Regions from separate parts of the Mus musculus genome. Here region 2 is linked to region 1. A link is a loop called in an ENCODE intact Hi-C map of the cell type or tissue named here. Cell type or tissue: gastrocnemius. All regions are shown on one strand. Links, peaks and the distances in the headings refer to the core of each region. The heading gives the core; the rest is flanking DNA. Region 1 overlaps Adk (adenosine kinase). Region 2 holds the start of Ap3m1 (adaptor-related protein complex 3, mu 1 subunit).

Evidence for each region. Peaks named below come from ENCODE experiments on the same cell type or tissue, not always from the same donor. Only the 100,000 strongest peaks of a DNase experiment are listed, where the experiment ranks them.
Region 2: it touches region 1 in a loop (2.9-fold over the local background); 17 of 42 quality-filtered maps call a loop at or near these places.

What each region holds. Positions count from the first base shown.
Region 1 is chr14:21,103,722-21,119,022 of GRCm38, reverse strand. Adk (adenosine kinase) reads right to left here. Exons shown (of 11, transcript NM_134079.4): 3 at 15,150-15,203. Among named protein-coding and RNA genes, the nearest start is that of Adk, 59 kb to the right of the region's middle. In gastrocnemius, for the core only: a CTCF peak has its summit at 8,291; no DNase peak of the experiment used is centred there; H3K27ac peaks cover 243 bases.
Region 2 is chr14:21,040,121-21,055,421 of GRCm38, reverse strand. Ap3m1 (adaptor-related protein complex 3, mu 1 subunit) reads left to right here and starts at 2,980. Exons shown (of 9, transcript NM_018829.4): 1 at 2,980-3,282; 2 at 9,659-9,934; 3 at 10,598-10,769; 4 at 14,332-14,469; 5 at 15,285-15,301. The coding sequence starts at 9,662. Adk (adenosine kinase) reads right to left here and starts at 2,848. Exons shown (of 11, transcript NM_134079.4): 1 at 2,722-2,848. The coding sequence starts at 2,783. In gastrocnemius, for the core only: CTCF peaks have their summits at 4,505 (motif pointing left) and 6,330 (motif pointing right); DNase peaks (open chromatin) are centred at 3,189, 4,504, 5,696, 6,347 and 2 more places; H3K4me3 peaks cover 1,897 bases; H3K27ac peaks cover 2,110 bases.

The sequences.
Region 1 (15,301 bases), core at 3,742-11,741:
ACAAGAGACGCTATCAGTCCGTTTCTCTTACCACAGGATCTGAATGACTCTCCAGAAACTACAGTATACATACATGCATATATAAAGACATGGATGAACTCAGAGGGACCAGAACCAAGAAAAGAACATGAGGAAAGTTTGTTTTAAGCAAAATTAAAAGGTGGCAATGGAGCAAGTTAGAAATGAGGTAGAGACGGAGACCAAGTACACCATGGCACAATCAATCACAGGAAACCCTATCTACACACACAGATGGAAAGGGCACATATGTTAAAAAAAAAAATACCCACTCAAACGCCTGGATAGGATGCCATTTCTATTGTCCTTAAAGCCGGACCTGGTGGCACACACCTTTAATCCCAGCACTCTTTGCATTTGAAACTAGCCTGGTCCATAGAGCAAGTTTCAAGCATCCAGAACTATACAGTGAGACCCTGCTCAGAAAACATCGCCACCCACAAAAAAGGTTATAAAGCAATACGCTACACTACTGAGAGTCATAATTTCTTTTTGAAGATTGGTGGGCAAAATTGGATTTTATTCTCTATATTTTTTCAAAAGTCAGTTAGTTCTGAATAAAAATAAGCATTTTAGAGAAGATGTTGTTACGTCTTTCATATAGTCTCTTTATGTTCTGGCCAAACGGGCCTTGCTGAGACTCACTAACAAGATAAATAAGCTATATTTAGATCAAGCACAACCTTTGGCAGAAAGAACACGCCAGCCTATGAAAAGAGACCTAGATCCTTCTAGCCCAATGTACTGTCATACCCAGCAGGGTGAGCCTCAGTAACCACCAGACTCAATTTTTCACCAATTAAGTAATTTAATTACACATCGTTTAGGTGCAAGTAGCAGAGTCCACAGTCTAAAATGCAGTTTCTATCTTTAATCCAGTATCTAATCTTCTGTAAATATTCCAAGTTATATAAAATACAAAACAATACTTAAGTTCTAGTCTCAAAGAGGTCACACTGCTAAAGCAGGCAAAGTCTTACACACAGGGTATCGACAGTATTTTGTAGAGAAAGCTGACTAACATACAGAATTCTGTTTCAGTTTTTCAGATTTGTCTTTGGAATGTATGGTGGGATTACCCAGGTTTCATCTTAATGTTCTATTTCTTGTGCCTAGGTTCTCACATCTTAGCACGCACCACAATCATCTGCAGGGAGGGCTCTGCTTTAGAAAATATTAGCTACTCAGTCAAATTATTCCTTGAGAAAACTCTAATCTAGGTAATATCTGATGAGCCCTTTCTGAACTAACCCTTGGGCTATGTCCTCAAAAGCCCAGCAGTGGGAGAACTCTACCCTCATTAACACATATGTTTCCTCACTCCCAGCCATCATTTGAGGCTACCTTCCATAAGAAGCCGTCAGATCAGTGTGGTGTGGATCAGTCCAGTGTCATCGCCTCTTCCCTACCCTGATGCTGTCTCTTCACAATTCCCTTCTTCTAAGCCCGTTCCTCAGCTACAGCCCATTTGTCCTTTCTTGTAATCAGACCTAAGCCAGCTCTACATCAAGTTTATTTATCTCTTGTTGCAATGGCCCCGGAATAATGCCAGGTTTTATTGCTTCTTTTAAAAAGATTTATTTTTATTTCATATGTACATTTTGTCTACATATAAGCATGTGGGCCTGATGCCAGAAGAAGGTGCAGCATCCCCTGGAATGGAAATGACAGACATTCTGAAGTCACCAGTCGGGTTCTAGAAATTGAGAAGCAAATGATGGTCCATCCTTTCGTCTCAGCTCCAAACTTTATCTCTGTAACTCCTTCCATGGGTGTTTGGTTCCAGCCCGGGGATCCATCCCATAATCAGCCTCCAAATGCTGACACCATTGCATAGACTAGCAAGATTTTGCTGAAAGGACCCTGATATAGCTGTCTCTTGTGAGGCTATGCCAGGGCCTAGCAAACACAGAAGTGGATGCTCACAGTCAGCTATTGGATGGATCACAGGGCCCCCAATGGAGGAGCTAGAGATAGCACCCAAGGAGCTGAAGGGGTCTGCAACCCTATAGGTGGAACAACAATATGAACTAACCAGTACCCCCCCACCGCCCCCCAGAGCTCGTGCCTCTAGCTGCATATGTATCAGAAGATGGCCTAGTCAGACAGCAGTGGAAAGAGAGGCCCATTGGACTTTATATGCCTCAGTACAGGGGAACGCCAGGGCCAAGAAGTGGGAGTGGGTGGGTAGGGGAGTGGGGGGAGGGAGGGTATGGGGGACTTTTGGGATAGCATTGGAAATGTAAATGAAGAAAATACCTAATAAAAATTAAAAAAAAAAAAAAGAGGAGCAAATGCTCTTAACCACTAAGGCACCGCTCCAGCCCCAGTCTTACTGGTTTAACCAATGTCCAGCTCTGGTTTTCTCTGCACCGCATACCAGTAAGAAAGAAATACATCATAAACATAGCTGCGATGTTATAAAGAACCATGATTTTATACAGTACCTTTCAAAATAGAAGGATAAGGAGAAACAGGAAGGGAAAAGATAAATAAAAGCAACTTCCAGAATAGGGGGTGACCTTAGCTGTGACTCACAGCATTGAGAATATAGAACCTGAAGAGGCTACCTCCTGTAGGCAGGCAGGAACCTCAGTGGACCAACAGGGACATCAACCCACCCACAAACCTTTTGACCCAAAATTTATCCCGTCTACAAGAAATGCAGGATGGGGGGAGGGGGAGCAGAGACTGAGGGAATGGCCAGCCAATAACCCGCTTGAGAACCATCCCATGGGCAAGCACCAATCCCTGACACTATTAATGATACTCTGTTATGCTCACAGACAGGAGTCTAGCATGGCTGTCCTCTGAGAGGCTCCACCCAGCAGCTGTCTCAGAAAGATGTTGATACCCACAGCAAACAGTAGATGGAGCTTGGGGACTTTTATAGAAGAATAGGGGGAAGGATTTCAGGCCCCCAAAGGGGATAAGAACTCCTCAGGAAGACCAACAGTGTCAACTAACCTGGACCCCGTGACAGCCCAGGGGGTTCAGTACTCCCTAGTATGGTGATACATTTTTCTGAAAGTATTTCTTGACCCCAAACTTGCAGTTAACCTAATAAAATGCCTTGAGATTACTTAGAACTTGAGACTACTTAACCTGCTGTCCTGCTGTTTAACCTCCAAAAGCAGTGTTACAAACCTTGCAATGTCTTAGATTTCCCAAACAACATTTACAACCTATCCTTTAGTCGTGAGTTACAAACTCTTCCACACTCCCAGAATAATGTGTGTATGTAACTATGTCACGGTAATTGCCTACTGAAAGCAGCCACCTTGAAAGTTGAAAACAACCTTAAATGACAAATACCCTATAACTGTTGCAGGCAGCATGCAGATATAGGCTGATAGCGTGTGTGGTTCTAAGTGCTGTTCTAGGTCTCCTGGGAAGTGAAGTCTTCCCTGGTGAAACTCCCTTAAAAGTTTCTGTGATAAATCAATCCCTCCCCCATCTCTTTCCCACCCACCTCGTGCTTTCTGTGCTGTTCAATAAACAGAGAACAAAGTCCTTCTTCAGGGTCGGAGGGAAGACGCCAGCAGAGAATACCAATTTGAGCTTGCTCTTTGTCAAACTGGACCAACAGAAAGTTTCTTTACTTTCATTTCTTAATCTCTTATCAATATACCTTAGAGCTACAAATAAATACATGCACATGTACACACATGTGTACATATGTGGGTATATGATTATGTAAAGAATAAAATTATGCTGTAAAGATGTTGTATCTTCTCCTCAACCGTCAACCTCACTCCCAACAAGTGTTATGCCACTGAGCAGCACCCCAGCTCCTAATTACTCTAGTTTTAGGATTGGATTGTGCATCAAAATCATTATTTTCTACAGTCTTTACTATAAAAACATCAGAATTATATTGAATTGCCTGACAAATCCACCTATAGATGTAGACAATCTATACATATCTATATAGATAGATCGTAGAAATACACACATACACACACATTAAACCTTTAGATATACCTTTAGATAATACCTTAAGCTTTAGGAAAAATTTTTCTAAAATTCTCATAAATGATAGAACATAATTTTGTTAATTTAACTTTCATTTCAAGGAATACTTATTCCATAATCCATAAGCATTTAGGAATTTAAGCAACAAAATGCAGTACACAAAACTATGTAGAGTAGCCAGCATAATGGGATGTAATTAGTCATTAAGAAACTCAGTCTAATATTAGAGACTCTCAGAAAAATTACAGTATAGTAGGAACAAATTCATTAGGGCTGAATTGGGGAGGTAGAAGTGGCTAAATTTTTCTGAAAAGGGTGGGGGGTGACAGAAGAAAGCTGACTCCAGAGGCTATCACTGAAGGAGAAGGCAAGGTCCCAGTTAGCAACAACTTACAAGCCATGCTTGACACTGGACAATTACAGAACCACTAAAGCAATTTTGTTTGGTGGTGTTTGTCTGTCTTTGGCTGACATCAAACTCAAGACAGTCCTCCTGTTGGCATCAGGACCTCTGAAACCTGTGACATCACATAGGTGGGACCTGCAGACCCATTACCAAGGCAACAGCCACCATATCCCCAGAATCCACTTAGCTCACCTCCTACCTTTACTTGTGTTACATCATTACCCATATATATAAAGAAAGCCATACCCCATCTCTCTCTCTCTCTCTCTCTCTCTCTCTCTCTCTCTCTCTCTCTCTCTCTCTCTCTCTTCCCCCCTTCTCTTTTCTGCTGCCACCTTGCCCCTCTTACACGTGGAACTGTTTTGGCCTGGTGTGCTATGTTCCAACTCGAGCCACTATTCTAACATATCACCTCCTGCCTTGGTCTCACAAGTGAACTAGGCATGCTGAGCCACACCCATCTCTTCAAGTCTGTTAACATTATAGTCAACTGTGGGATGAATTCACCTTTCATAGAGGTGGACCATTAGGAGGGGACAGGACAAAGTGAACGGAAGGTTACTTAATAAGCAGAATGACAGAAGGGGCAGGACTGGAGGCAGGCAACCTTGGGTCCTACTGTTAACACCTCAGGAGGGAATCATCAAGGAATAAAGAACGAGTAGAGTCAGAGTTGGAGACATTCTGGATATTCAAGACATTTTATTCACTAAAAAGCATACTGAGTCAGGTATGCTAGTGAACACCTTTAACCTCAGCTCAGGGAGGGTGGTTGAGTTTAAGGAGAATCGGGCCTATTTACCAAGTTCCAGTCCTGCCAGGGACATACCCTGAGACCCAATCACCAAACATAAGTAAGAAAGCCTAAAAACAAAAGTATACTGAGCGCGTAAAGGTACAAAGACAGAGGGAACTTTACCTTTGGCTGGCTCCTGAGATGAGATGGAAGGAAACAAAATTACAGGACAACCTAGCTCTTCTAATGTAAAATCTGGCCAGAAACCAGATCAGGGAGGTCAAGAAACCTTCTGGGCTGGCTGTGGGGCAGCGTGCCTTTATCAGACTGTGGAGGCACACGTTTGTGGGTTCCAGGTCAGCCAGGGGCACACTGTGAGACCCTATCTCAAAACACAAAATTTTCAGGAACATCTCTGAATCTTTCTGTTTACTTTGTTTTGAAGACACAAGCTCCACTGTGTAGCTCTAGCCATCCTCGAATTCATTTGTAGATCAAGCTGGCCTTGAACTCACAGATCCACCTGCCTCTCTGCTTCCTGAGTGCAGGGATCAATGGGGTGTGCCACTATCACCAGCTTAAGAATCTTAAAACTAAAAAAAAAAAAAAAAAAAGGAAAGAAAGAAAGAAAGAAAAGAAAAAGAAGAAAAAAGAAATTACAAACCCTAAAGGAATTGGAATCACTAAGACACCCTAACAGGCCAAATATCAATAATGAAACTAGTTAGACAACTGACACATTTCCTTAGAGATGATGAGAGAGCAAAGCAGGAGAGGTTTACAATTGCTCTCAAGGCAGGAATGACTCACAGTGCCCTTGAGAAGCCATGCCTGGGAGGCTTCTATGGAAGGAGAAAACACCACTTCAAAGTGGTCGCCACAGACAGGAACATAAAGCTATATACCACTAGGTATTCTATTTCACAAGTGTTTTGCCAACCTGTATTCAAACTGAAAGCTCGTGATCAGAAAATAAAGATCAAAGTTCCTTCACCAAAAGAGCAACCCCCGGGTTCAGATGTTTTCACAGCACACATATTGAGCAATGACTAGCGTTAGGTAAAATGGCAAAGGCAGAGGGCACAGTGAGGTAGGTAGGGGTGGGGAGGTGCTTCCCTCGCATGTGGGAGGCACCGGATGGGATCCCTGGCACCAAGGCAGAAACGTTCTTGTTAATTATGATTGTCATACCTCAGGAGAGTCGTTAGTAAAATTAAAAGTATGGTACTTAACACTGTTTTTATCTGAAAATAGGCAGAAATGTGAGGAATATTTTCATTATAATAATGAAAATGGGAAGGTTTAAATTAGGCATTAAACAGTGCCTGATGCATAACTTAATTAATAGTTTTTACACCATTAAATATATGCAGGCCAGGGAGAAGGCTCGGGGGATAATGCACATGGTGCTGAAACTTGAGGACATGAGTAGATGTACACAACCCGCCCAAGGGTCAAGTGCATGCGGTGACCCATCTGCAACCCAACATGCACCACGCCCTGATTTATAAAGTTCTGAGAACCAGGCGTAGGGCCTCAAACACACTACACAAGTACTCTACCCACTGAGGCAAATCCCCAACCCATTTGTTTGCTCTGCAACTGACTCAGAAAGAACATGTGATACAGAGGACAATCACATTAGAAAGTTTGTCTGAGTAGTTTTTTAAAAGAAACACTCTCTTATTGTCACTAAATTCTCAACTATAATTACCTCTAGAGCTGCACTAGCCATTCGTCACCATGAAGGGTCCCAGCCTATAACAGAACACCAGGGATGAGAAACTCCAAACCATCCACACCGAAGACTGTGAGGCACTTGCAAGCAAAAGCTTCGTAAGAGTACTATATAACTCAAGACTTTTTAAACCTGAAAGATATGTTTTCACAGTATATTTTCATGATGGTTCCCCTCCCCCAATCTCTCCCAGATCCTCCTCCCCACCTCGACCTCCCAACACAAAAACAGAAAAATAAAAAGCAAAAGAATAATAGGACAAAAAAAAAAAAAGTACCAAAATAAAACAAAAGTCTACAAAAATACTACAGAGTTTATTTTGTGTTGGCTAAACACTCCTGGGCATAGGGCCTGCTGTGTAATGCAGTTGACACACCCAGTGACACTCCATAGGAGAGCTGCTTTCCCCTTTGTATCAAGTGTAAACAGCTTCTTGGTTATGGGTGAGAGCCTCTGTCCACACCCCTCATTGCCAGGACCCCATCTGTGTAGGCCTTGTGTATGTTGCACGGTCTCTTCAGTTTGTATGCACATCAGTACTGCTGTGTGTGTTCTCACTGCCTTTCTGCCTCCTCTTCAGCAGAGATGCCTGATCCTTGATGGAAGGAGTTTGGTGAAGACCTCTCATTTACCACTGAGTGTTGCAAAAGTCTCTCCTCCTCTGTTACTATCTAGTTGTGGATCTCCGTGTTAACTCCCATTTAATGCAGGAGGAAGTTCTCTGACAGGAGTTGAGCAAATCTCATGACTTTTGATAAAATAAGTATCTAAAAGGTTAATGCTCTCTTTTGCTACACACACACACAGAGAGAGAAAGAGAGGGGGAGAGAGAGAGAGAGAGAGAGAGCGAGCAAGCACTCAATCACTAAGCTATACTCAAAGTCCAGAGCAACATATTTAAAAAAAAAAAAAAACAAAAAAACAAAAATACCTGATTAGAGAAACCTAAAACTGTCTTTTAAAAGCTCAAACCAAAAGAGCAGTTACAGTAACTATATAAACTTAACTACCAACATGAAATACTTGCTAAAATTAGGAGCACTTAAAAACGAATTTGATTCAAATGTTGGAGAAAAATCAAGTCTTTTGCACTCTGCTAAGAAAGTATAAGGGAGCACATTTAGGTAGGCCTAAGTGCAACACGCATTTCATTCACTCAGGCGATACCTTAAATTTCTCACTAACACAAAGCAATTTCAAGAATAATACAAATTCATACATTATTGGGGGAACTTTGCTATGAGGAATGTTTTCACACATACTAACATTTTTTAAAAAAAGAACTGGGGTCCCATGGTCAAAATGTCACCCAGAGTGATTGGATATAAAAGAAAACTTCAAAAGAAGGTCCTGATCTCTTCTACATAAAACCTTGACGGCTTTGTTAAATTACTAGAAAGTCATGCTGCAGTCTTAACGGAGTTCCACAGAGGGAGCCAGAAGCAAAGAATAAAGCGATGATAAAGCAAACTTCCAATCACAGTCTGCTGGAAGTTATGGGTTTCCAGTCCATGATATGAGCTCAGAGTATCTTCTGACGGTCCATCTCAGTGATCAACCAACTCAAAATAGCACAGACAGTATGCTTGTGGTAGCACTCCACTTCCAAGAAGACACAAACTACAAACTCACTAACTACACTTACAACTAGTAGTGGTTTTGTTCAGTTTTGTCTCAATTACTTAAAAAGATGGCCCTCTGGAAGACATCATCTCTTCATTTTTTTGGAGAACAAGTCCACATAACCTAGCTTCAGTCTCAAAAATAATACATCCAAGCCGCAGTATACCCAAAGGTCCCTAGGAGATGCAGAAGGTGTACTTCACGCTTTAATATGGAGCCAGTACCCACTGATCACAATGGAGAGTTGGGGTAAGATGCCTATCACACAGATATTTTGAATTTTATCAGAAGCTTAGTTTGTTGTTTTGTGATAAATGATAATTTTTGTGTAAAAAAAGACTGTATGATCATCAGTTCAGTAATAATATTGATGATGACAATGGTAATGGCCGCAATTCTCCCTGCAAGAAGGGACGCACTTCATTTCTTATTCTAGATAGCATGCTACTTGAAGAAAAATCAAAGTTATTTCTCATACACAGTTAATTACATGGGGCTGCAGAAATGGTTCAGCAGTTTAGAGCACCGGCTGCTTCCCAATAGATCTGGGTTCAGTTCCCAACACCCACTTCACAACCAGTTCACCAGCTTCCAGGGGGTCTGATACACTCTTCTGGCCTCTACAAGCACTAGGCACATATGTGGTATACAGACATACATGCAGGCAAAACAGCAACACACATGAAATAAGTACCAATTTTGTTCAAATAAAAGAATAATTTTATGCTACTGGTACTAACACATGTTCCTTCTACTTGAGATAAAATAGAAGACTTTGTATGCATTTTCTGTATTCTGCATAGAGTACTAGTGTACACCCTAAGGAGCTTTTCAAAGACTAATTCAAACAACATAGAAAAGTTACTTTGTAAAGATTAAGACTACATAGAAAAACAGTTTGAAAAGTAATGATTCTGGGCCCTGCTGGGATGTAGTTCAGTATTTAGAGTGCTCGCCTGTATCCCTGAGGCTAGGATTGGTTCCCTCCACTGGAAACAAACACAGTGTATAAATAAATGTTTCCTACATGAAAGAGACTGGAACCTTAGCTTGAATTTCCCAATGGAAGTAACATGCATCAAATCAAAGAAGTAAGATGGAAGAAGTTGGACATGTTCTCGGGAAAGGAGACCCAAGGCAAGCAAGGACTTCAGTGATGAGGATTCTGATTAAAACTCTCAAGGAAATGAAAAATACACAATAGGCTTAATATACCATATAACACACAAAATTCAGAATATAACTCAATTAAACTATAAGTCTGACATTTCCTAAGCACAAAAGCTTTCTGTATTAATCTGACATAAACCTTTGAATTTTTGCCTCACCTTGGAAGAATTTTAAATATCTTCAAATTGAAAAAAGTCAGATATACACAATACCTAATCAGTTTTCGGCAACCCATTTGGTTGTAGGTCTAAGGTGATTTCTAAAATCACAAATTGGTCCTGTGATATTAATTTAGGCGGCAAGATACTGTGTGTGTTGTTCTCAGTCACTAAACCGAACACTAACCTTCTTTTAAAATGACTGTGCATGGAGAGTTGACTGTGGATAAGAACACTTGCTGCTCTTGCAGAGGATTGGGGTTTTGTTCCCAGTACCCACGTGGCAGCTCACAACCATCTGTAACTGCAGGGCCATCGAACCCAACATCTAGCCTCCACCGGAACCATGCACACGTGTGGTGAACATGCTAGCAAAACATTTATAAATACAAAGTAAAATCATCTTTAAAAATAAATAAATACAATAAAATTACTGTATGCTTTAGGAGCATTTTGGTGGAGCCAAAAAGAAGAAGGGGGTGGGGAGCTTAAGAGGGAAGCAGAAGAGCAGCCTCTGGCCCAGCACTGTGATGAATGCTGGTTTACCTGTGACAGGTCCCTTTACTCCTGTGTCTCCCACCCGATGTGTGACAAAATAGGTACTGGGCTTTGCCTTAGCATCTGTCTTTCAAAGTCAAACAAATAAACCTAAGCCCCTTGAAGAGAGATTGATTTTTCTCCCCCTGCTTTGTGGAGTATAGCAAAGTGGGAGGAAAATCAACTATCCAGTTTAGGCTATCTCTATAAAGTGGTATGAATAAGTTTTTGTTAATAACTTTAGCAATTATTAACTTTTCTTTCATGAATTTTCCTGATCACATCTCAACACTATTCACATTCCAAGCAATGTAAAATTTATATGTTTATAAATGAATATGTATATAAAAGTGGTTCTATCTTTTACCATTGCAGGTATGCTCAAATATAAGAAATCAAACTATTCTTAAGTCTCTATTTACAAATAAAGTTAGTATCTTTCACTTTTTTGATTCCTTTATTGAGATATGATAAGTATACAAAACTATACAGAATCTTTGAGCAGTACCTAGTATGAAGATATGACTTGGATATAAAATGCAGGTCCTCGGCCCCTGGCTTTTGTTAAAGGCTTTGTCCATAATGCAATGTTCACAAGGGACATTTCTGGATAAGGAAGGGATCATGGGAGCTCTGTCTTAATCTGTGGACTATCCTGCTAATGGATTAAGAATTTAACCGTGTTATTGAGAGGTGACACAAAGTAGGAAGATGGGAGGCCTCCCTGGTGGTGGTGTGTTCTTAAAAGGAATTACCTCATAGCTGCCTCTCTCCTTCCCTCTCTCTCACCTCTCTCCCTTTAAATCTCTCTGTTTGTGCTTGTTGGTCTCCCAGAACAGCACCCTGCCACCACACTGTTTTGCCACAGTCTCACAGTGATGAAGCCAGCCACCCCAGACTGACTGAAGTCTCTGAGTCCAAAATAAACCCTTTAAATGGGCTCCCAGGCCACGTTTTCACAGACGTGTTAATGTTCAAACACAGTAACTACCACAAGGGGAAAAAAACACTGAATCAAAGGGGCATTTTTCTTATTTTAAGCTATTCCATTTATAAAACTATGATTGTAATGGGGTAAAAACAAATCCATAGAAAACTAATAACCGGTTTCATTACGGGATTATTCACAGAGCCAAGCAGGAGCCCCACAGTTCTGGACTAATCACATCACAACTGTAATTGTTCCACTTGACTAACTTGAAACCATTCCCTAGAGCAGAGTATTCCGTGTATAGAAACAAGCAAAATCCTGCTCAGAAAAACAAATGTCACTGCTGACCGAATTTTTCCCTGTATGGCAAGCGGGTTTTCCAGGGTGTGGCTGGGGAGAATGCCCAAGAAGCATGATGACTGCTTATGGAATAGGATTCAGAGTCTAGAGACTAAGATGGTTTTTAATAAAAACATAATCATTTCACATAAAGCAATACCAACCATCAGTATATTAGAAGCTCTTGTATGCACTGAATCAGGTAAGTTGTATGTAAGTTAGCTAATGATAGTATTCAGTTTTTTTTATAATATCATGATATGTCAAGGTTATTTTGAATGTAAGAAATCAATAATAGTGTTTTATGAGAATGCATGCCTTATTAATTAGATAATTACATTTTAGGGATTTTTTTTGTTTTAGTGTATATGTATAGGTGTATGTGTGTGTCGGTAAGTACTTTACATGTGTCTGAGTGTTTGGTGTATATGTATTGGTGTGTGTGTGTCTGTAAGTACTTTACGTGTGTCTGAGTGCAAGTGCACGAGTACCACAGCACTTGTGGAGGTCAGAGGTCAAGCTCAGGTGCTGTCCATCTTGTATTGAGCAAGGTCTCTTTTGTGGTACACCACGTCCTGTCCCGCAGGCCTCGGGGAACTCTGCTATCTCTCTATCTTCCATCTCACTGCCAAAGCTCTGGGCTCCAGGCAGGCACTGACCTTGTGTTCCACGTGTTCCGGATTCACAGTCAGGTGCTCTTGCTCGCTTGGCAAGCTCTGTACTCACTAAGCTGTCTTCTCAGTCAAAATGTTGTTTTATATCTATATTTCAAAATTTTTAAATCCTTGGTCTTGAGCACAAAGAGATTTGGGTCATTCTTTTTAGTAGATATAAAATATTTGTTCGTATTTATAGGGCATAGTAAGATATAACAACTCAATCCATGCATACAATGTGTACCAATCAAACCAAGGTGAATAGCATTTTTACTTTCTCTGTGAGAATTGTAGATATTTAAATGTCAAAGACACAAATGACATTATTTGTAAACATTTCATGAAGAGCTGTTGATGAGTTTTTAATTTAAGATTCTATTCAAACTTAATTCAGATTTTTCATTAGTGTAGAGGTAAAAAAAAACAAAACAAAACAAAACCCTACATGACAAAAAACAGTAAAAGTAAGTCAGCCAACTGCCAATACTCACCAATACAGAACAGATAGACTACTCAGATAGACACGCCAGACTAAGGCTGGGCACGGTGGTGCATACCTTTCATCCCAGAACTTGGTAGAGGCAGGCGGATCTGTCAGTTTGGGGCCAGCCTGGTCTACAAAGCTAGTGCTAGTTCCTAGTCACCCAAGGCTATTACACGAAGAAACCCTGCCTCAAAAGCAAAACAAAACAAAAAAGGCCAAACTAATCAGCAATAAAAAAGGAATTAAATGGTACATGCCCCAGTAATGATCCATGTCAAACCAAACGGAATAGCCAGCACAGTAGCACGTGGCTATCATGCCAGCACTCCAGAGGCAGAAGCAGAGCTCTGTGGGTTCAAGACCAGTATGGTATGCAAAGGAAGTTCCAAGCCAGCCAGGGCTACATGGTAAAAGTCTATGCCAAAATAGGGGGACAGGGGAGAAAAGAGGAGGAGGAGGAAGAAGAGGGGGGAGAAATAGGAGAGCTTATTTTAAAAACTAAATCACACATATGATTTCCTTTACTCAAAATTCTAGCATAAGCACATTAAAACAGCAACAACAACAAAACCCTCTTAACTACTAAACCCTAGTAATTTGGGGGAAAGTATTCTGACATCTGAAACTTACTTTGAAACGAATCCAAAAATAAATAAATAAACAAATTAATGAATGGATTGGAGACAAAACCTGAAAGTGATAAATAAGTACAGTAAAATATAAATGATAAAGTCCCGATGGTGAGTGTGTGGGTGAATGTGTAGTATGTTTAATTTTTCCATAGTTATATTTTTATGTGTCAGGTAAGATTGTTAGAAACATTTTTCCATAATAAATTACAAAAAAATAAATCATTAGTCAAACTCTATACAAGGAGGTGAACTGTATCTTCTACAGCTAATAGACTTTTAAATAAACATTAAAACAAACTAAAATAGCAAATGATTAAACTGTAACATAGCAGGCAGTACATAGTGTGCATGTACTTGCATGTGCAAATAAAGTCTAGGTTAAGTAAATCAAGACAGATCTGAGTTAGATATGAAAATAAAATGGCTCCAGGGTGTGTGGGTCTCTTCTGTAACCCATCACCCCATAGCTCCAGGATATGTGGGTCTCTTCTGTAACCCATCATCCCATGGCTCCAGGGTGTGTGGGTCTCTTCTGTAAGCCATCATCCCAGCACTTGCAACCAGACCATTACTTTGAGCTCTAACTCTGCCTAGGCACATAGTTATACTTTGCCAGCTTGAACTACAAAGTAACAACTTTTCTCTACATAATTAAATAAAATATGTACACTAATAAAATTAGTATATCTAGTACGCTAAGAAACTTTTGAAGGAACTTTGGAAAATCAGTGTACTTATAAAGGTGATAGAAACCTAATTAATAGGCAAAGTACATAAAAAAATAGAAGCATATAAAAATTTTAAAGTTTCCCTCTTTAGATGATCCTAAAATACAAGTTTCAAACTTCCCAAGCCTATCATTTGTAACTAAAACACTGACAGTCCTTGTCAGATGGCAATCGTTTAATTACTACCTTCCACAAGAAAAATGTCAAAGATGTTCCAGCATTCTGTAAGTATTTCACAAAAGTAAAAAGATAGAACTCTAAAAGAAGTACATTAAAAAATTCAAAAGCATTCATATTTCAAGCTTCATGTTTGAAGTATTTTATTTTATACTAAACAATAGGTAGGTATTTGCTTTTGTATAAAGCTATATAAGACAGGAAACCATGTTTCTTCACCTTTAGCAAGTGCTAGAAAAAGCACCTGAATAAACTACAAATTTAATCATGAATCTCATGTTTATACCAGAGGGGCAAAAAAAAAAAAAAAAAAATGAAATGATGTGTTTCCAAACATACATCTTAATCTGGAAAATCAAATACAATGGGACATGTTTCAGTGGGTATCACAGACAATTACCCCTGGGGTTTACTTGATATAGCACAAACTATATAGTGCAAATTATCCTAATCCCACTATGATTACAGCCATAGTGTTACATATATATTAATTATATATAAATAAGATGCATATGATTTATATATATATGATATGTATAAAAATGATATATACAATTTTTACTTCAAGTGACTTGAACAACATCTGCTTCGAAGAGTGAAGTGTGTACAAGAAAAGGCTAAGCTGGGCATGGTGGCGCACGCCTTTAATCCCAGCACTCGGGAGACAGAGGCAGGCGGATTTCTGAGTTGGAGGCTAGCCTGGTCTACAGAATGAGTTCCAGGACAGCCAGGGCTACACAGAGAAACCCTGTCTCGAAACACCAAAAAAAAAAAAAAAAAAAGAAGAAGAAGAAGAAGAAGAAGAAAAAGAAGAAGAAGAAGAAAAGGCTAATTAACTTACAGTTCCTTGTGCTTGTCTTCAGCCAAGATCTGGTCATTTGGTTTCAGAGAATACCTGCAACACATTAAGAACACACTGGTCAGATAAACATGCAAACATACTTGCCTTAATTAGACATTTGATTATAGGTTCTCCAATCAAATTGAAGTGCA
Region 2 (15,301 bases), core at 2,444-10,443, 62 kb after region 1:
CATGTCCGGCTGAGGACAGCAACTCTTATAAAGGAAACATTTAATTGGGGCTGGGTTTCGGAGATTTAGTCCATTATCCTCATGGTGGGAAGCATGATGGTGTACAGGTGGGCACAGTGCTGAAGGAGCTGAGAGTCCGATTCTTGATCCATAGATGACAGAAGAATCCTTATTGCACTATGCCTAGCTTGAGCATAGTGAGACCTGAAAGCCATAGTGACACACTTCCTCCAATAAAGCCACACCTACTCCAACAAGGCCATACCTCCTAACAGCACTACTTATTATGGGCCTAGCATTCAAACAGGTAAGTCCATGAGGACCATTCCTATTGAAAGCACCACATGGGTCCTGGATCTGGATTAACACAGGTCATTAGGCTTGGCAGCAAGCACTTTTCCTCTCTGAGCCATCTCACCAGCATCTTTAAACTTTACTCCACTCCCCTACTCCACCAAAATTATCACCAAGTTTTGCTAAATGTTTCGTCTAAGATAAAATTCCCCAAGTTAAAAATCACTTCCTAGGCTGGAAGGATGGCTCAATGGTTAAGAGCAAACTGCTCTTTCAGAAGAGCTGATTGGGCTCCCAGCACCCACGTCAGATGGCTCATAACTGATTCTCTTCAACTCTAGATCCAGGGCATACAAAGCCCTCTTCTGGCATACATGTGACACACATTCACACAAACACACACACATACACATAAATAAAAATAAGAACTATTTTCCTAAAGATAACTGACAACTCACAAATTCCTAAATTCTTTTCCTAATATCTATAAATGCTTTTTACTAATTTATATGTTCTCCACTGACGAATTCTATACATTAAACTGTGCCTACAATTTATGCTGTTTTCTCTCACAGTTAAACAAAATTGGTAGAAATCTCTTAACTGCCAGGAAAATCATAGAGCAATTCAGCCGAAATGCATTATCATTCAGCAATCCTAACTAACAAAGGGAGGAACAGTCTACTCAAAGGTCTCTGCATAAAATTAAAGAATCCATACAGTCAAAATCTTTTAACTTCACCTGTGCAGAAAGCAATAGGTTAGCATTATGGAAAGTGAATTTTATTCCTCTAAATTATCTACAATTTTAAATAGACAGATATGTATATGGCTCTTCATTTTTGGTAAAATTGAGATAATTATAGAAATGGTCTTATCAGGTTGGTTTGGATTTGAGTTAAAATACGTAGAATGCAGAAACAGCACCTGGCATATACATATCTAAGTATTAATCATTACCATGGATCATTTTTAAAAATGCATACTCGAATAGAAGCATGTCTTGGATGTTGTGTAAACACACTAGAACCAAATAATAAACTTGAATCCTGATGCCCAGGGTTCGAATTTTCCTTTCTTAAATGTTTTCTTTGAGCTTCAATATCCTCACCTGTAAAATAAGGTTAATCCCTGCATTTCTTTCATGGAGGCTTCTTTATACCGTTACTTCAGATGGTAAGCACTGTTAAAATGGATCATCATAATATATAAAGTATCATTTTTATTAAAAGAAAATCTAAGGAGACAGTATGCGTTTATTCAGTGGGCGGGGCCAGAGGACAACAGAAGAACAGAATAGGTTCACTCCGTCCACCACGTGTGTCCTGGAGTCTGACTGAACTCAGGTCATCCGACTTGGCAGCAAATGCCCTTATCTGCTGAGCCATCTCACTGACCCAGATAATCTAAAATTTAAAATAAAACATCCTCAGTTTTTTGGTTGTTTTTTTTTTAATGTTTTACGTTTGTGGTATTAGACATGCACAATAACCTTCTAAGAATAATAGGCACTAAATAAACCCACTAAAAGGGACCTGCTCAGACCCATTCCACCAAGAACATGATTTGGGACCCCCCAACTTTCCTTTTCAGTTGTGAATCAATTCTCCTTTTGAACATGGAAAAAATATGTTGAAATAAATGGAATTTGCCTTGTATAATCAGTAACAGGCCCACGGTTTTAAATCAGTTTGATGCGTCTATTTTTAGGTAGCAAAATCACTGCCTTCCAATGAGCACTTCAAAGTCATCAGACACTGAGCGCGCTGGACTTTATACTTATTAGGAAGAAATTTTTTTTAAAAAAACGAACGGCTTTTTGTAAATGAAAGTTGCAACATCAATTGTGCGTCAGGTGTTGGGAGAGAGAGCTCTCCGCTCCTGCCAAATATGCAAAGGGGAAAAAAAGAAAAACAAACAAAAACTTTCCTAACCTAAGCCTGAGGTTGCTTGGGGGTCCCATGAAGGGGGTCTCCAAAGATGATTTCAGAAAGCTGACGGAAAACTCAAAACGCTCTTCTGCAACGCCTTCTGAAGAATTCCAAGAATGTTATCTTTTACCAGGGTCCAGGAGGCGCCGGGCGCCTTCCCGCTAAATACCCTAGGAAAGGATGCAGCTCCAGATAGGTCCTTTGGGGTCGCGCTAGCGCGGCCCGCGAAGACAAGCACGTGGCGCCAGAGGAAGGCTCGGCCCCCGGGCCAGCAGCTCTGATTGGTCAGTGGCTGCCAGGGCCGAGAATGCACCTGAGCAGAGTCCAGAACAAGAGGGCACTGAGGGGAACAGCAGCTACGCGGGCAACTCCCCGAGCTGCAGGTCCAGCGCGTTGGCCCCACGAACGCAGCCACCAACCAGCTGCGCCAGCCCACGTGGGCCTTGGCTCACTGCGAGTGCCATCTCCCTCCTCCCCCACGTAGGGCAGCTCTCACCTCAGCGCTTGTGGCGCTTCCACCTTGAGCTTTTTGGGCTTGGGCTCGTCCGCAGCTGCCATCTTCACACTCTCACCGTAGTTTGGCTCTGCCGCGCGTCCCGCCCCTCAGTCCGGTGGCCCCGCCCCTCAGCTCGTCACCGCCCCCTTTCCACTAAGCCCCGCCTCTCCAAGCTCCGCCCAATCCGTGACTCTAGTCCATAACCATTGGCTCTACGCGCTTCCCTACAGGACCTCGATTACTACGGTAAGGGACCCCAAACGGAGTTAGGCTGCGGGTGAGCGCCTGCGCTCAGGGAGTGCCAACCTCCCCGTTCCTTCAGCCCCTGAGTAATGTGGAAGAGTCAGATCTTCAACCTCTGTAGACACCGAGCCTCTCACTGAACGCCGTTCCGCTCGTTGTGTCTATCTAGTCCAGCCGACCTCCTTGGTGCCTCTGCGGCTGCTAGTCAGGCAATCTGCTGGGCACTCCGAGCGCGGGGTCCTCGCGGCATTCTCTGCTGCTTCAGCTGCGGTGCAGAGAGGACCCGGCACCGAATCACTGAGTCGCCCAGGTGTCGGGGTGAGTGTGAGGGCGGGGAGTCTCCGGGCTGGAGACCTCTCCAAAGCCGGGGAGTAGACCGCATAGCTCCGGCTCGGGACTCTAGCCTGGGCTCCAGGAGCGTCCCCGCTGCTGTGCACCGGGGCCGCGCCTGCCCGGCACGTCCGGGCTTTCTAGCCAGCTGGGCCGGAAGGGAGCGGTGCACCTGCCACGTAGGGTTCTCGGACCCTGGACCCCAGGCACGGGAAATGTCATCTATAGTGAGGTGCAGTACCGACGACTTGAATTTGTAGGACCCCAGGTTTGGCCTTGGAGGGCAAGTCCCCTGAAGAAGCTAAGAACGCTCTCTTTATAGGGTGGCGCCTGCGTGAGCTGGCCTGGGATGGGGAAACAGTGAGTAGGGTGTTGCAGCTTCTCAGGAGACAGGTGACAGGGCTGTAAACTAAGAAGGTGGCCTGGAGAATGGAAACATAATGAGGGGTGGGCTGATTGGATGCAGTGGATTTGTTTGATATTGAAGCTTTAACTTCCTAGTTGAGAAGTTGAGTCACTGTAAAAATCCGGCGTTCTCGCGGGGAAAGAATTTTTTTTTTTTTTTTTTGGTGGCATTTGGGATTTTGACTTGAAAACACATTACACAGAAGAAAAGGAATTTTCTGCAGGCAAATATATAAATCCTTCCTCTGTATTGAAAGAAGAAAACGTGCCCCCCTTTTGAGAGAGTCCCACTGCTATTATCGTCTGTTTCTCAGTGTCTTCCTGGTTTTTAAACATTTTTTTTTTACATTTATTTGTTTGTTGTATGTGTGTTGCATGCCACAATATACATGTAGAATTCAGAGACCAACTTCTGGGCCACAATTCTCTCCTTCCACCATGAGGGTCTTAGTGCTCAAACTCAGGTCCTTAGGCTTGCTAGCAGACACCTTTTTTGATGAGCCATCTCAGTCTCCTTATCTTTGTTTTACCTACTTGCTGCTTTTAGCTAAGAACCACACTGCTATGCCGTTGCCAACATCCTACTGAGTTATCACTAAAATTACTTTAACCAACATCACCCATCACATCAAATATGACAATCATATATTCTCGGTATAGATTTAAAAAAAAAAGTCTTGGAGCTGGAGAGATGGCTTGTCAGTTAAGAGCACTAGATGCACTTTTGATGAACCAGGTTCAATTCCTGGCCCTCACACAGTGGCTGACAACTGTCTGTAACTCCAGTCCCACGGGGATCCTACTCCCCCTACTGGCCTTCTTGGGCACTGCACACTCAGTGTACAGATACATATGCAGACAGAGCACCCATACAAATACAATAAAAACTTAAAGAAAAAAAACAAAACTACTTGCGAATCAGAAAAGTTAACCCCCTTTTAATGCATAAGACATAGATATATTTTAAGTAGGCATGTGTTTTGGGGTTTTTTTTTTTTTTCTAATTTGTGTGGGAGATGCTGCAGAGAACCCAAGTTCAGGTCTTAACAACCAATAACTCCAGGGAATCTGATGTACTTTTCTGGCCTCTGCAAGTACCTGCACTCACATGACATATACAAACAGAAATACATACAAAATTAAAGTTTAAAAAACTTGGGTTGTGAGCTGCCTGAGATGGGTGCTAGGAACTGAACTCTGGTCCTCGGCCGAAGCAGTAGATGGTTTTAATCCCACCCCCTGTATCTCCAGCTTTAAGGGATCCACTGTCCGCTCCTGGTCCTCATGGACCTGCATTTACATGCACAAACCCACACTCAAATACACATAATACACATCTAAATTATTGAAAAAAAAAGTCTTATCAAACAGTCTGTAGGGAACAGTATGATTTGCTGAGGGTAAAAGACTGGAAATGTTAGATCATTGGTGGCCAGCAGTCATGGCATATGCCTTTAATCCCAGCACTTGGGTGGTAGAGGCAAGCAGACTCTTGTGTTAGAGGCCAGCCTGGTCTACAGAGTGAATTCCAGGACAGCCGAGGTTACACAGAGAAACCCTATCTTGAGAATAAAAAGGAAAATTTTAAAAAGGAAAATTGTAAAACATTTTTTGATATTTATTTTTATTACTTGTTTATTATTTGGGGTTTATTTTTATTATTTGCATTATTGTATGTGTTTGTATGTGGGTATGTGCACATGAGTGCCATGCCCATAGAAACAAAAGGCAATAGATCCCCTGGAGCTGGAGTTATGATCTGCCTGACATAGGTGCTAAGATTGAATCTGAGTGCTTTGTTTGTTGAGTTAGGGGTTCAGTTTTGTTTTGTTGTTGTTGTTGTTGGGGGTATGTTTTGTTTGGTATTTTGTTGTTGTTGTTGTTGGTTTTTCAAGACAAGATTTCTGTGTGTAACCACCCTGGCTGTCCTGGAATTCCCTTTGTAGACCAGGCTGGGCTGGAACTCACAGATGTCCCCCTGCCTCTTCCCTTGAAGAGCAAGGTATTTGGCACCAAGCCCAGCATAATCTGGGTCTTCCGTAGGAGCATGTACATGCTCTTAATCACTGAGTCATCTCCAATCTGAGAAAACCACTTCTACTCATCCTTTTAAATCTTCACAGCTTCACTTCTGTGTGGCATTCCCCTAGAAATGCATAAATATGCTTCAGATACTAAAATTCTCCAATACACTTCAGATACTAAAACCCTTCCCCATTTTTAAAATTCTGCTTCAGCTCCATCTTAGGCTTTTTTTTTTTTTTTTCCTTTTTTAGTTCCGCTTCCTTGCTATTCAAATACTGGCTTTTTCTTTCATATATGTTCCTTGCTATGTTCATAATTTATTTGGATATAACTCCTTATAATACCCATTAACAACATATCAGTCTCTTTGAAGGACTAGACTCAATCAAATACAGTGATTGAATGTACTCAGTTGAGTCAAATATATTAGGAATTGGGTCAAATTATGTATGACCAGGACTAACTATTTCAGCTGTCTTCTTATTTCTGTACAACATACCCAGACTTAAATACATTTTTTCTTAAAGCTTGTCCAAATCTCATTGTATATTTTACTCCATTCTCTTGTTAACCTTCTAGTACAGGCTCCTACTAGGGCAGTGCCTGAGAAGGCCAGAAGAGGGCACTGGACCCCCTTGGACTAGAGTTAAAGACAGTTGTAAGGGTGTCAAGCCTTGTCCTCTAACCTGCCAAGCATCCATCTCTCCAGCTCTGATCCATCACTCATCTCTTAACTGGTGTCACATAATTTGGTGACTTCTTATCCAATTTCCATAGTATAATTAGTATAATCTCTCCAGAAATGTAAATCAGATTTGCATATTTTCTCTCAAAATAAAAAATTAAATAAAATGTGGGAAATTAGTTCACTGAGAACAATAAACAAGGCAAGCCTTGCCCCATGACCAGTGGCTGTTTTCATATTCTTACCTTTTTTCCAGCATTTCTTCAACCTTAAGAGTTGCACATTTTGTTTTGGATTTCTTTCATGTATTCTCTTTGTACGTGTAACCCTTGAAGATTCCAATAGTTCACTCTATTTATCCTATCATATGAGTTGCTTCTTACTATATTTGTATTTGCAACTGACGAAAAGTATAGAAATTTTCAGTTTAGCATATCCCCAAATGCCTAATATATAAATATAGAACAGTTTGTTGAATAGGGGAAAATGGTTAAGATTCTGGTTGAGAATCAGAGGAACTAAATTCTTCTCGTTTCATATTTGTGTATGTGTACATGCATATGTGGGGGGGGGGCGGTGCATGCAACTTCAGGGATCCCCATGTGTGTGTGGATCAGAGGTTTAAGTTGGGTGACTTTGTGGTTCTCCACCTTGTTTCCTGAGGCAGTCTCACTGAACCTGGGCCTCACTGACTGGCTAGAATAGCTAGCCTGAAAGCCTGTCTCCACTCTACAGTCCCCAACCCCTTATTCCACTGTTAGAGTTACAGAAAGGAACCACCCACCACCTCCTGTTTTGATATGGCAGTGGGGATCCAAATTCAGGTTCTCGTGCTTAAATGGCAGGCTCTTTACTGACCTAAACATCTTTCCATCCCCCATTCTCTCACTGTGTATAAAGGCCATTCTGTGCCTCCATTAAGCTCTGAAAGAAACCTTGGGTGTGGTGGATGACTGTAGTTCCTGTTGCTTAAGATGCTGTGGCAAGGGATAGCTTAAGGCCATGAGTTTGGCAACATACGACTATCTAAAAAGCAAAAGACACACTTACCTTCCAAGAATATTTTGACTGTAATTGTCAGGAAGAATGCACACATAAAGAGGATTCATGAAGTAGTTACACTACAATCAAATCTCTGATGGGTGTGTTTGCAGTTCAAAAGTCACATCCACATACAGTTTGTGGTGGTGGTCAATCAAGTAAGGAACAACATAACTGCAGCTACTAAAAGCATAAGTGGCTAAAGAAATAGGCTAATTTTTTTCTGTTTCATGAGGTGTTGCTTCTTATATACATTAGGCAATTGATCATAATATGGATAGAAAAATTAAGATCTTTTCTTATTATAGGAGGTTAAAATAGGTTTTAAAGCCAAGTGCTGTTGAGTGCTGGAAGTGTTAAGCTCTCAGCACAAAGGATAACAACAGTAAATCCAGTGGCTGGGTTGACAACCAGTGTTCTGAAACCTGAACTGCTACCGATAAAAACAACTCTGGTGGAAACTTTCCTGGAAAGAATTTTTCACCAGATTAAGAAAGTGAGTGGAAATCTAACCCTAAAATAACCAGTCAAAACAAGCACCTGTCTTAGAGAGTGTTGTGATAATGGAGTGCCACTGTGTTCCAGGGGGCTAGTGCTTTGACATAACCTGTGTCACCTCTTTTGTTTCTACTCTAATCAGTTAAACTTTCTCAGCATAAAATCAAGAGCATGTTTTGGTTTCTATATGGAACATATCCTTCAACTCTTCCTTTTAAATGAAGCCAGAAGAGCACATTGACTATAGCATCTGTCTATAATGATATCACCAACAGATGTCAGTATGATAAATACCGTGACCAAAAGCAATTTGTGGAAGAAATTTATTTGGCTTATACATCCTGATCACAGATGCTCGTTGAAGGAAGTCAGGTCAGGAAATGAAGAAAGTGCAGAGGCAGGAAACATGGAGGAACGCTGCTTAGTGGCTTGCTTAGCTTCTCACATCACCCAGGAGCCTAGGCATTACACCACCCATGGTGGGCTGGGTCCTACATTAATGACCAACAGATATGCCCAAAGAACAGTCTAATGGAGGCAATTCCTCAATTAGACTTTCTCTTCCAGATTTACCTAGGTTGTGTCAAGTTAACAGAACTAACAATATATTGTATATTGCACTAATTAACTATCCTGTGTTAAATAAACTTGCATTCTTGGAATAAATCATATTTTTTATGATTTAATTTGTTGCTGAATTTTGTTTTCTAGAATTAAGAACTTTTCCATCTGTGTTCTTAAGTGATCTTAATCTGCTATTATTTCCATTGCCTTTGTCTGGTTTTTATGTCAAGGCAATATGACAAGGAATTTTTTTTTTTTTAAACCAGCTCAGCAGACTCCAAACTCTGCATCTCCACTGATTTATTTATTTATTATATGTAAGTAGCTGTCTTCAGACACACCAGGAGAGAGCATCAGATTTTGTTACGGATGGTTATGAGCCACCATGTGGTTGCTGGGATTTGAACTCAGGACCTTTGGAAGAGCAGTCGGCACTCTTAACTGCTGAGCCATCTCACCAGCCCCAAGGAATTTTTTTTAATACAATATATTTTGATTATATTCTTTCTCCTTCCCCTACCTAGGTCCTTCCCTTCCCCATACCTACCCAGCTTTGTGTTCTCTCTTTCCAAAAAGAAAAGGAAGAAAAATCAGACAAATAGAAAACACAGACAAAAAAATAACAAAACAAACATCCACACACGCGAGCGTGCAGAGTCATCCTCGTGTTGTCAACCACTGTGGATGGTGCCTGCCCTGCCCAGTGATACACCAGTGGAGAAAAACAATTTTCCCTCTCCTAACATGTATCAGTTGCAAGCAGTTTGGTCAGGGGTAGGACTTAGTGTCTGCGTCCCTTTCTTTACCCTGGGATTTTGTCTGGTGTGAATCTGTGGAGGTCTTTGTGTGGTGTCAGAGTCTCTACAAGTTCATATGCATATCATCTCTGTTGTGCCTGGAAGATGCTGTTTCTTTCCTTGGAGTTGTCCACTACTGGTTCTTGGACTCTTTTCTGTCTCTTCTACATAGTTCCCTGAGTCTTGAGAGGAGGGATATGATAAAGACCTCCTGTTTAGGGCTGAGTGCTCCAAAGTCTTTTACTCGCTGTACATCGTCCAGATGTGAGTCTCTGCATTAGTTACAATCTACTGCAACTGTGCATTTTCAGTGTACAGTAAGCATAACCCCTTTTTTTTTCCTCCACAGAAAATGATCCACAGTCTATTTCTCATAAACTGCTCTGGCGACATTTTTCTAGAAAAACACTGGAAGAGCGTTGTAAGCCAGTCAGTGTGTGACTATTTCTTTGAAGCTCAGGAGAAAGCTGCTGATGTTGAAAATGTCCCACCTGTCATTTCAACACCTCACCACTACCTCATTAGTATCTACCGGGATAAGCTCTTCTTTGTGTCTGTGATACAGACCGAAGTGCCACCTCTCTTTGTAATTGAATTTCTGCATCGAGTTGCTGACACTTTTCAGGTTTGTATCCGTCAAACTGTTGTTACTAAATCACCCAAGATAGTTCAAGGACACATACACACACACACACACACATACACACGTGCGCATGCTTTCATTTGTTACTTAAATTTCTGATGTGTACTGGCTGACTTCTCTTTGTAACTAAACAATCTCATAAACACTTGCAGAGAGTATACAGTAGCGCACGTTGCTGTTCTGCTCATTGCTTTTTATGTGTGGCAAATTATATCATGAGGAAACAGGAGTACCCTCCACTAAGCACTCTCTGGATCATCACAAGGTCTTTATTGTCATGAGCGCCTTTATATTTCTGTTTTCTATTTTCTATTTGATGAATAAACCAAATAGCTTAAAGCTTTGTATGTGTTTGAGTGTGGGTTAGTGAGGGCAAATGAAGTTTATAGCTCACATTGCAGATTGATGTCTCAGTACTTTCTGTCATGATATATAATAGGAATCAGCTCAGTATAAATACAATAAGAAAATATTGAAGAGAAATGTTAGGATTTCCATAGAGAACTTTTTCAAGTCTATATATTTCTAGCATCTTAAACCATGAGTTAAGCTACTATTAGTTTACTCTTCAGAACGAAGGGTATTATATAAAAGCAAGCCTTCCTTCCTGCTTTCTCTTGTTCAATATCATGAATATTTTGTTAGGACTACTTTGGTGAGTGTTCAGAGGCTGCAATTAAGGATAATGTGGTCATAGTATATGAGCTCTTGGAAGAAATGTTAGACAATGGATTCCCACTGGCTACTGAATCTAACATTTTGAAAGAACTGATTAAACCACCAACAATTCTACGTTCTGTCGTCAATTCTATTACAGGTATGAAAAATGAAAACACTGCTAGGAACTGATCCATTGAAATTGTATAAACAGCTCATTTTGCTCATATGACAGACTATTAGGGTAGTCTACTTTGGCCAAAATTAAGTTACCAATAATGCTTAAATGAATGTATATTTCCGTTCTTTTTCTTTGTCCCTCTCTTTCTCTCTCTTGGTGTGTGGGTGCACATGAACGCATGCCTGCACACATGCCATAGCATGTGTGTGCAGGTCAGAAGACAGTGGTTCTCCCTGTCTGCCGTGTGGAATCCAGAGATTGAATCAGGCCCTCAGGCATGGCAGCCAATGCCTTTACCCAACAACTCATCTGACCGGGCCCCTTTTCTTTTTGGGGATGGAGAACAATAACAAAAACAGATCCTATGAGGTCAGGTGTAGTTCACATGTGTACTCATATCACTTGTTAGGAAGCTAACCAGGGAATTGTTAATTAAGTTCAAGGCCAACTTGGTATATAGAATGAGAAATATGTTTTGTTTCATTTATTGAAAGAGGCTCAGTCTTGAAGGACAAAGGACTTTTAGGGTTAGGGTATAGCTCATTTTCCTATTACTGGGTTCAATAAACAGTACTTCGAATAAAGAAAAACTAATAAAATAGGTAGAAAATTATTAGTAGACTTCATGCATATTGGGCTTTATGCTTTTTTAAAAAAATAAGCTTAATTGGGTTTAATTGTAGGCCATACCATATTCAGATCATCTTTTGATTAAAAGTCTTCCACAAAAAGTGGGCTTCCTGGCACAAGCCTTTAATCCCAGCATTCAGGAGAATTTGAGGCCAACCTGGCCTAAAGAGTGAGCTCCAGGCCAGATGGGATGATATCCAAAAGGAAAAAACATCTTCTAAAGGAAGATTCTTATGGAATGCTATGTACCACTCCAGCCACATCTGTACTTGTCCTTTTAACATCAAGGAGTTACACTCTAGGAAAAGTAGTTTAAATATCTAAACATTTTAAAGAGTACTTTGATATTTCATGGACATTGTTGTGAGGCACTGCAAATCTCTCACAATACTGTGTTTGGTGGGGGAAAGCACAAACTGTTAGATATAGATATATATATAAATATTTGCAAAGAGAAACATGCTAAAATGTTTACATTGACTATCTTTTTAGCTAAGAAGCCATCCTAATTTTTGCCTTATACATCTTAAAATATGTGTATGAATGTGTGTGCGTGTACATGGAGATGTCATGCTCTATGCGCTCACCAAGTCCTTTTTGAGACAAGGTCTCTGACCCTGGATCTAGGTCGGTGGCCAGCAAGCCCTAGCCATCCTGTCTCGACCCCCACAGTGCTAGGATCACAGGTGTGTACAAAGTCACACCCATCTTTTTATGTGGGTGCTGGGATCTAGCAGGTCCTCATGTTTGCATAAGCAAGCACTTTTATCCACTGAGCCATCTCTCCAACCCATTTCATACTTTTTAACTTTTAAGAAAAAAATGTATTTGATAGGAAAAACGTACTAATTTGTCATGTAAAACTATAACATGAGTTGATGACATAAAGAGAATGGGTTCAGACTGAATGTGGTGCTGTCACCTGTAATCCCAGCTACAGTTGTGAGGTCACAGGTACAGAGGAGCCTTGCTTATTAAACTAAGGCCCTGATTCTGTTTCCTAGTACCACACCTATATGCACATACCAAAGAGTGGTTCAATAGTTGAAGTAGTCTTTCTTGAACTACCAGGCCCTAGCACAGGACCCATCAGAATCGGTAGATTGTGGAATAAGATAGAGAAATAAGAGCATTAATGAGAAAATAACGCATACAATGGGAGATTGAGCTGTATTAGCCCCTCTAGCAGAAGTAGAGCTGTTGATAACTGAGCACTGAGGGGCACACGGAACAGCTGAAGCTGGGCTGATGGGATGGCCAAGCCTCCAGTCCACGACAGGGAGCTGAGATGGGAGAACACTTCTGCCAGGGCTGAGCAAAACATTTAGCTTTTATCAGAATGCAGGCGGGGGAGCACTGAAGGCTGCTGAACAGGGAAATAATATGATTAAAGCAGTGTTTTTCTAAAACTCTTACAAAGGAACAGGCTGGAGATAGGAACACCAGCAATAAATAGACTATAAAATTAATGTTAGCTTTGTTAGCTACACTCAGTGACACACATCTGTAATCCTAGCATTTGGGAGGCTAATATGGGAGGATCCCCAGTTCTAAGCCATCCTGGACTGCATATATTCCTTGTCATTAAAAATTAATCTAGATTGGAATATATTGTGTGACTGTGTAGTCAAGAATGACTGAATTTGCAATCCTCCTGCCTCCATTTCCTCACAGTTGATAGGTTTAAAGTGTACACTCAACCGTTGAATGCTGGACATTGAACAAAAAGCTTCATGCACACTAGGCAAGCACTCTGCCTGTTACATCCCCAGCCCTGAAACCAGTTTCTGTTTGGGGTGCTTTTGTGTGTGTCTTGTTTTGTTTATGGAGACAGTCCTCATAAGAGCTCAGGCTGGCTTTAAACTAGCAACCTTCCTGCTTTAGCCTCCTGAGTGCTGGTATTATAGGCTTGTGCTACCTGTCTTGCATCCTGTTTTAGTTTCTTATTTATTGCTTTATGAAGACAGGGTCTTACTATGTAGCCCTGACTGGCCTGCATCTCACTCTGACCAGGCTGGCCTCAGACATGCTCTTGTCCTCTGTACCCTGTCTCTCAAATGCTGGGATTACAAATTCGAGCCCTACACCTGGCTTTGCAAGTGTAAAGAAAGCAGAATTACCAAAATAGAAACATTGGTAAATGCTACTTATGGGGAAGTATTTAAAGAAACTTGCATAAATGTTAGTGGTAGTTGATGTTAGTAATAGTAAACAGACCTGTTGTTGTTGTTGTTGTTTTATAAGCTGCCTTTTACTGCTGTTCAGCATGTGTTATTTTTCCATTAAAATGTAAACTGAACAAAATGTTTAATAAATCACAGTGGAAGGGGTTCTGTTTGGGTAACCATACATACATACATAGTTTGCCAGGAAGCTAGTCAGATATTGAACGTTAATGATATTTCAGCAAAAAAAAAAAATGGTATACTGACCTTAAGAAGGGTATTGGGTTTTGTTTGTCTGTTTTGCTTTATTTTGTTTTTGCTATGCTGGGAATTGAATAAGGCCTTGCATGTTAGAACTACATTCTCAATAGTCTACGGAACTTCACAGATTGGGGCAGTCCCTCACATAGAATTCCCCTGCATACCCAAAAGCCAGGTTCTGAAGTCTTCTCAGTAGAGACTTCTTGCCAACAGGGGTCTTCCTTTCATTACTACCAATAAACAGGAAGCAAAAGATAAATGAGTGCATTTATCTTGGTCTAACAGGTAGACAGAAAGGCCCATGGCCTATCTCTGGTCTCTTGTGTGGAATATATCTCCATTAATTCCAGAGCCCATCACAACAGCTATGAAGGAAAATCCAAACATTAAAGTAGAAGCTAAAGCATTATTTTTTCCTTTTCATAATAACTTTTCTAATAACCATTGCACGCACCCACTTTGCCTTCTTCTTTTCTAATTTCTAGGCAGTAGTAATGTTGGGGATACACTCCCCACTGGGCAGCTATCCAACATCCCATGGCGTCGAGCAGGAGTGAAGTACACAAACAATGAAGCCTATTTTGATGTAGTTGAAGAGATAGATGCAATTATAGATAAATCAGGTAATTATGTACACGTGGTCTCATGGGGGAAAGAACTTCAATTAATACAAGTTGAATTGAAAACTGAAATCCCTTGGCAGGAAGTTTTCAGCAGAGAAACATTCATTTTCTAATGATGTATAAATCTTTTTGTTCTCCCCAAAAGCTACATATAATTATCACAGCCACTAGTTGAGATATTGCCAGATGTTTTAAGTCCCTCTTGCAGTCACTCATCTGACAGGTGTTACATACCCATGGTACCCATGCTTCTCCACTCTGTACTCCTTCTGCTAAAGGCCTCTTCTAGTGGTTTCAACCAGAGAAGACATTGGTGGTAAATACTAGAATAATAAATTTTTATTTTTAAAAAATCTCATTGTATCTTCACAATTTATACATAAAGCAGCCGAGACTCAGAACCGTGTAACCTGCTCAGCATCATATAACTAGTTGGTATAGGGGAATGGATGACACGATGAATTACAGGTATAATTTTGTCTTCTTTCCAATATAACCTAAGCCTATAGCTTAGTCCATATTATGTGAAACCTGCTTCATCTTTAAATTCTAAACTTCTGTCCAAATAATCCTTACAAGATTGATTCACTAAAGGTTTCATCTTTCTTATACTCTAGCTAGTTAGGTGTGGCCAGTGAGAAACACTGTTGAAACTAGTATAATAGATCCAAATAGATCCTCTGTCCTCTCACCTGTCAGTGAGGTGCAAAGCCTGTGGTTCTCACAACCAGTGTTTCTACTACTCAGGATATAGTGATAGCTCTAGAGAAGACCCAAAGCCATGCAGGTAATCAGCTTTTTCTTTCTTTCTTTAGGATCTACAGTCTTTGCA